2 separate regions of the Homo sapiens genome follow, and region 2 is linked to region 1. A link is a contact called in ENCODE Hi-C data. All regions are on one chromosome and are shown on one strand. Each heading gives the region's core, a stretch centred on a gene start or an enhancer-like site at or near the end of the contact. The rest is flanking DNA. Distances are from core to core; before and after follow the strand shown. Region 1 holds the start of POFUT2 (protein O-fucosyltransferase 2). Region 2 holds the start of PCNT (pericentrin).

Region 1 (3,566 bases), core at 661-3,160:
ACCCGACTGCTCACAAGTCTCAGCGCGTGGCCCGACTCTAGGCACTTAACAATGGTTCCTAGTTTGTGAAGGCAGTGAGTGGCCTGTTTCTCTATGACCAGTTACTTACGGAGCCTGTAAGCAGAAGCAGCAGACATGCTAACATCGTTTTAACAATTAGCAATAGTTCAACACTAAGGCAGAGGAATCCCAGTGACTGGAACCCAAGAATCAGTACCCACATGGTTCTCAAACTGTTTGGTTTAAAGACCCCTTTACACTGGAAACAATGACTGACGGCTGGTTATGTGCACTATGTCTATTGATACGTCCTATGTTAGACGTTAAAGCTACAAGTATTTAATTCAGCTAAAAATAAGAAGCCATTACATGTTAACAAAAACCACATATTTAAATAAAAAATAAGTGTATTTTAAAAAATGAATTAGAAGAACTGTGATGATGTTCTTAATTTTTGCAAATCTCTTTTGGGTTTGGTGACAGCTGGATTCCCATACCCGTTTCTGCATTCAATCTGTTGTGACATCACAGATCAAGTGGTTTCTAGGAAAACTCCACAGTGCATTCATGAGAAGTGAAAAAGGCGTATAATACTCTGGTACTACTATTAAAACGGCTACAAAAGCTCAGAGATCCAGGACACACTTTAAGATCACTGCCCTAGAGGAAGGACACAAAGCGCCCCAAGGCACAGACAAGTCCCCAAGGCACAGACAAGTCCCCAAGGGCTACAGAAACCCTGTCCCTGGCGCTCTCCTTTCCCTGCTCTGCGCTGGTTTTCCATACTCCCATCGTCGCGAGTGAAGCTGCGTGCAGCGCCCAGGCCTGCGAACGCCACGAGGGGCCGTGCACACCTCTGCGTCCAGGCCCCTCCCGGGGTCCGCTTGGAGATCCCACAGCCACAGGGCGGCCGCGAAGCTCGTCTTGGCCCTGAGAATTCACTGCGGAGCGCCCGCCCGGCACTGACTCCCGGCTCCGCACACCCAGGCCTGGACCCGTGTCACTTGCAGGGGCCTCCGGAGCCAGCCCACGCTCAGCCTGAGCAACCCGGCCCCCTTCCTGGGCTCCCGAGGCTGCGCCCCGGGCCTCGCAGACGACCCCGCCTGCAGACCCGGGCCGCAGTGACGCAGCCTCGACTACAGCCAACCCGCTGGCCCGACCCTGCCCCCAGCCCCCGCCCCATCCCATCCCCCAGACTCCAGCCCGGCCCCGGCCCCTGCCCCTGCCCCTGCCCCTGTCCCGTCCCCGTCCCATCCTTCTTGGCCCCGGCTCCCGCCCCGCCCCCATCCCATCCCTCGGGCCCCCGTTCCTGCCCCCATCCCATCCCACCCCTCCTGGCCCTAGCCCCTGCCCCGCCCCCATCCCATCCCATCACCCTGGCCCCTGCCCCGCCCCCATCCCATCCCATCGCCCTGATCCCTGCCCCGCCCCCATCCCATCCCTCCTGGCCCCTGCCCCCTGCCCCTATACCATCACCCTGGCCCCTTACTCCGCCACATTCCTTGCCCCAGAACCCTGACCCCATCCCATTCCCCTGACCCCTGCCCCCTGACCCCGCTCCATCCCATCCCCCTGGCCCCTGCCCCATAACTCCGCTCCATTCCATCTCCCTGGCCCCGGACCACCCTCCATCCCGTGGGCCTGCCCCTGACCCCATCCCATCTCCCTGGCCCCTGACCCCGCCCCGCCCCCATCCCATCCTCTGACCCTGCCCGGTCCTGGAACCCCAGCGTTGGCACCGTGGACGCGCGTTTACCGTCTGCGGGAAGCCGCCCCCGACAGAATATCGGCCGCCGATTGTCCGGGCCAGAACTCCTGGCCGGAGGCAGAAGCCGGAGGCCAGGACACTGCCCCCAGCAGCAGGAAGACGAAGCTGAGTGTCGCCATGGCCCCGGGCGGCCACGCACTTCCGGCGGCCGCGCCCCGCCCCGGAACCACGCCCCGCCCCCGTGAAATGCGTTCCCAGTAGCCACGGCAACGCCCAGCTCCGCCCTCCCCGCGCATGCGTTATGCGCCATCACCGGCAAGCAGGGGCGGGAGGGGGAACTGCGCGTGCGCAGAGTCTCCGCCCTCCTGACCGCAGCGGCTAGAGGTTCCATTGCAGACCCGGAGGCCGTGGCTGTGGTTCGCGGCGGTGCTGTCGCGGGCGCCCTGGCGCAGCCCACGCAGGGGCTCCTGAGGGTCCGCGAGGCCGGGAGGTCCGGGGGTCGGGAGGTCCCGGGGTCGGGAAGTCGGTGGACCCTGCAGGCCAGTGGGGAGGGTACGCGAGACTGGGGGCCGGGAGGGCTGACGGCTGGTGGCGCGGGGCGGGTCCGTGGGGAGGAGGCCCGGGGCTGGTAGGGGCGGGAGGGCTGGACGGCGGGGGCGGGGCGGAGGAGGGGGTCCGTAGACGGGGTCGGCGCCGGGTGCTCTCGCCCCTCTGGAGCTGGGGTCGGGGCGGGAGCCGCGCATGAGAGCCTGGGTTTCTAGTCGGGGGGCGCCGTCGAGCTCCACACCTGCGGCCTCCTGGGTGCCCCCAACCCTGGAGCCCCGGCGAGGGGGCACCCGGGCTGAGGCCTGGCCCTCCAAGGAGCCCTGGAGGGACTGTGCTGCTAGGGCGCGGGGCTCGATGGGGTGATCTGGAGACCTGGGGGGATCCGGGGCTGCCGCCCCTGCGCTGCCAACCTCCCACCCCGCCCCTTCTGCGAGGCGTTATTAAAGGTCTGGTTTCGGGAGCCAGGTGCGTGCCCGCCGCCGCCGCTCCCCGCAGCCTCCAGGCAGCTCCCGCTGTTCCCCGAGGGCACCAGCACTGGCCGACCGACCTGGCTTGGGGCGCGGCGCTGGCAAACCCGGCCTTCTGAGGGGACGCCACGCTGACTCTAGTGCAGGCAGCCCCCAAAACGGTATAATTGGACGAATTTCTTGAAGGATGCCAGTTACCAAAAAAGAAAATACTAATGCTTATTATCTGTTAAATTTGAGATCAATTTGTTATCAAATTTTCTCACACAGAAAATTCCAGGCCCAGAGGGCCAAGCTGGTGAATCCTACTTAGAGAAGAAATAATAGGAATCCAGCCACTCAGACGATGGACGAGGAGGGGCACTTCCCTGCTCGATGTATGGGCCAGCATTGCCTTGATAGCAAAGTCAGACATCACCAGACAGTAGAACCACAGACCAATGTCTTTCATGAACCAAGACACAGCATTTAAAAAAATTAGCAAATGGAATTTATATCTGCCTATTGTTTACAAAAAAAGCCAAACTTTGTAAAATACTTGAAGAGATTTATTCTGAGCCAAATATGACCCATGACACAGCCTCAGGACGTCCTGAGAACTTGGCCCAAGGCGGTTGTTTTACTGCTTGGTTTTATTCATTTCAGGGAGACATAAGACATCAGTCAGTACATGTGAGGTGTGCATTGGATTGATCCAGAAAGTCAGGACGACTCCAAGTGGAAAGGCCTCCAGGTAATAGGTGGATTCAAAGATGTTTCTGATTGGCAGTTGGTTGAAAGAAGTTACTATCTGAAGGCTTGGAATCAATAGAAAGGAGTGTCTGGGTTAAGAGAAGGGGCTGTGG
Region 2 (3,449 bases), core at 290-2,789, 1.0 Mb after region 1:
GACCGCTGGACACCCCGCTCACCACACAGAAGACTGTGGCCTGAGTCAGGAGAAGGAAGTTTCTGGCGGTCGAGCTTCCACGGCTTCCTGAGGGAGGTTGCAGGGAGCCGAGATCGCGCCATTGCGCTATAGCCTGGGCGTCGCAGCGAGACTGTCTCAAAAAAAGAAAAAAAATTCTGAGCGAGATTCCAGGGCTTCCTGAGGGCGCGTTTAAGTTGCAGTTGCTGAGGAGGCTGCAAGGTGAGCTTGCGTCAGCGAGGAGCCACTCCAGCACGCTCGGGAAGGGCATCGTTACTGCTGCAAACAAGCACACGGCCCTCCACGACGAACCTTTTGCAAGTGAAGGCGCACGAACAGGCCCGGAGGACTACAAAGAAACCCAGAAACCAGACTTGGACACATGAAATAAAGGGGTTAGCTGAAGGAATACTCCACAGTTAAGGACGGCCTGCGCGAGGTCACCGGCCCTGTCTTGGTTTTTTGCCACTTCGCTCCAGTTAGTTTCCCAAGTTCCACCTACGCGCGCGCCAGCTGAGAAAACGCCCACCCCGGCGGTCCCGCCACAGGTCACAGGCGGTGCGGACCCCGGGACTGTGTCCGGGCTTCGGTGTCCAGAGAGCTCCAAGACACCCAAACCTTCCGTGGTTTCCACCTCTGCAAGCTTATGTTCCGCTGAGCTCAAGCTGAGGGACGACGACCTCATGCGACGTCAGTTTCCCCCTGGGACCACGAACCCACGGCCCCATTTCTCTTCTGTCTACTAAAAACCTTTTCTTTTCTTTTTTTTTTGAGACCTAAGACATCAGTGAGACACACGAGCAGACACGGGCTCGGTCGGGAAAGGCGGGAGCTCCAAGCGGCGGGGCCTGCAGGTCCAGGCGGTTCGCGGGCTTTCTGACCGCATTCGGCCGAGTTCTTCTCTGAAGACCCAGGACCCCCGGCCGAGGGGGCGCATTCGGCGGGCTGGTGGCGTAGGATTTTGTTTCGGGTTCCCAGGGTCCCGGCAAGGGTGAGGGAGCCCTTGCGGATCCCCTGAGATCCACCTCAGCAGCCTCCTCCGTGGTAGGCCTCAACTTCCCGCGGCGGCCCACAGCCAACGACTAATGCCTGAGCGGGAGAAAACGGCCTGGCCCTGTCCGGGTGGTTGCTGAGCACCGTTCGGCGCCGCCCGCGCCTGCAGGGAGCCCGGCCCGCTGTCCTGGTGGACACAAAGCCCAGGGGCCGCCCGCGCGGGACCAGCAGCGCGAACTTTTTGCCGCTCGGCCAGCCTGGCAGGGGATTTTAAAATCGGCCAATCACAGCGGGCGCCAGGCCTCCGCTTTCCGCTTACTGGTCCTGCCGTAGGAGGCGGGTACGTGAGCGCACCAATCTGTGGCCGGCGAGCGTAAAGGGCGGGGCTCCGCCCAGGCTGCACCGCCCAGAGCGCGCGTGCGCGAGACCGGAAACGCAGCCCCCTGATTGGCGGCGCGTGTCGGGGGCGGGGCCGCGGCTGCGTGACAGTTGTCGCGGGGGGAGGGCGAGCCCAAGCGCGGGGGAGGGAGTGTAAATAGAGCGAAGGCTGCTCTGTGTCAGCCCCGTCACCGCCGGGCGGCCCGCGCGGAGTCTGAGGGAGATGGAAGTTGAGCAAGAGCAGCGGCGCAGAAAGGTGGAGGCCGGGAGGACGAAGGTAAACATTAGGGGCTTCTTCTCTAGCTGCTCTGGCGTGAAGTCCTAAGGGCGGCTCCGGTGCCCGCCACCGCCCCCTGCCAGGAGAGGACGCGGTCCGGCGGAAGCCGCCGCGGAGGTCTCGCTTTTTCCCGCCGGCTCCGCTGGAAGCCGCCTCCTGGCCGCCGCCATCTTGAATCCGCCGCTCTCCGCCAGGTCCCGCCCCCGCCGCGGCCACAGCCAATCAGCGGCCGGGACGCGCGGCGCCTCTCGGGCGGGCCGGGGCGGGGCTGCGCCTGCGTCGGGGGGGGTGGGGCGCGGGCTGGGCGCGGTGCACGCCGGGGCGGGGTGTGGCTGCAGGGCGGGGCTACAGGGGCGTGGCGTGGCTGCACGGAGGGGGTGGGGCGCGGCAGGCGCTGGACCCCAGGCTGGATCTTCCAGTGGCTCCCGCGTCCTCCGGGACCGGGTGGCCTGGGGCGGGCGGCCGGTATTCGGGTGGCTGCTTGGTCTAGGGCCAGTTTCCTGCGCGGCCGGGGCCGGGGGCGTGGCGCGGGTGGCCTGCAGCGCCTCCCCAGGGTGCGCCTTCGCCTCGTCCGTCGGAGATGCTTTCCCCGCGCGTTTCTCGCGGCGTTGCAGTCCTTACTGTGTGAAAGGCCCCCGCGGCGCTCCCGGCCGCCGTCTTCTTCCCGCGCCCTTGGGCTCGCGTCCTGCCCGTCCGGGCCTGGCGTACGCTGCCGGGAACCCACGCGGCGCTGGCGCCGGGCGCCTTCAAGGGACGCGCTCCCGTCTTTCTCCCGCCCCGGGTTTCTCCGTGAAAAAGCGCTCGGTTTGATGGCCACTGTCCTAGGTTTCGTGGGAATAAAGCGCGCAGAGCCCATGACTCGGGGGCAGGAGAAAGGGAGTCCCGAAAGCGCGAGGCGGAACCGCGGGAGCAGGCCGGCCTCTGCGAGGTGCGCGCCGCTCCCCCCCAGGATGTTCTGGCTGGGGTGCTGGGGAAGAGCGGGGCTCCCGGGCACGGCGGACAGGGGACGCGGGGCTAGGCCGGGGAAGGGCTGAGGCGGGCAGGAGGGGAAGGGGAGCCCGGAGCCTGCAGGGAGCTGCGAACAGGAGCAGAGCTCCCAGGAGGGTGGAGGGGGGAGGGAGGGACAAGACGCCGCCTGTAGGGCGACGCAGGCCGCAGACCAGGTCTGTGCTATATCCCGACATGGATAGGTGTGGTGGAGGAGGACATGAAAATAAACGACATGAGGTTGACTTTGAAGGAAATATTTCCTTGAGAGACCATTTTCTTGTGTAAATGGCCTTGTGTAATTTTTCTGGGTCCATGAGCTTGTGTACTTGTGTTATCATTTACACAAATGTGTGTTCCATGCGTTTGTTTTTGTGGCCACAGTTGTCTTTTGAGGGAACAGATGTCTCCCCGTGAAAGGCTGATGTGGGATCGATCGCATACCTCTTGAGTAAGACGTTAGCGGGAGATGAGGCTCGCACATAGTCTCAAACTCTCGGATTTGAGGACTGAGCAGAGCTAGGCTGTGCCTTCTGATGGGCGATGCTCTGTGGATGTCCCTGGTGCTTTGGTGAGCTGTGTCATGAAAAATAGAACATCTGATTCCATAAAGGAAGATGTGAGATTGACCTGGCTTAATTAATTTTTTGCTATTTCTGTATCTTGTCTCAGAATCTATGGCTAGGAAGTTTTGGCTGGGCTATATATTTCTTCAGTTGGGGGAAAATTGGGGCAAGAAGGGAGAGATTTAGCTTTTATATCATTTTAAAACTTAAATATGCCTTGATTAAGCTAT

The links. A loop is a pair of places that touch in the nucleus more often than their neighbours do. Pooled maps may share reads with other maps.
Region 2: a loop to region 1 is called in a map of CD4-positive, alpha-beta T cell, with 7 times the contacts of the local background. The contact joins the promoter of PCNT here to the promoter of POFUT2 in region 1. A Hi-C loop is called at or near these places in 1 of 168 maps with a recorded cell type or tissue (CD4-positive, alpha-beta T cell), 1 of 37 single-sample maps with no recorded cell type and 12 of 50 pooled maps.

What each region holds. Positions count from the first base shown.
Region 1 is chr21:45,285,985-45,289,550 of GRCh38, forward strand. POFUT2 (protein O-fucosyltransferase 2) reads right to left here and starts at 1,911. Exons shown (of 9, transcript NM_133635.6): 1 at 1,757-1,911. The coding sequence starts at 1,887. LINC00205 (long intergenic non-protein coding RNA 205) reads left to right here and starts at 2,068. Exons shown (of 3, transcript NR_026943.1): 1 at 2,068-2,260; 2 at 3,367-3,454. RefSeq lists a silencer at 1,838-2,367 and an enhancer at 2,522-3,252.
Region 2 is chr21:46,322,617-46,326,065 of GRCh38, forward strand. It overlaps PCNT (pericentrin), which reads left to right and starts at 1,540. Exons shown (of 47, transcript NM_006031.6): 1 at 1,540-1,666. The coding sequence starts at 1,613. C21orf58 (chromosome 21 open reading frame 58) reads right to left here and starts at 1,254. Exons shown (of 8, transcript NM_058180.5): 1 at 23-1,254. The coding sequence starts at 122. RefSeq lists an enhancer at 783-922 and silencers at 1,273-1,602, 1,873-2,332.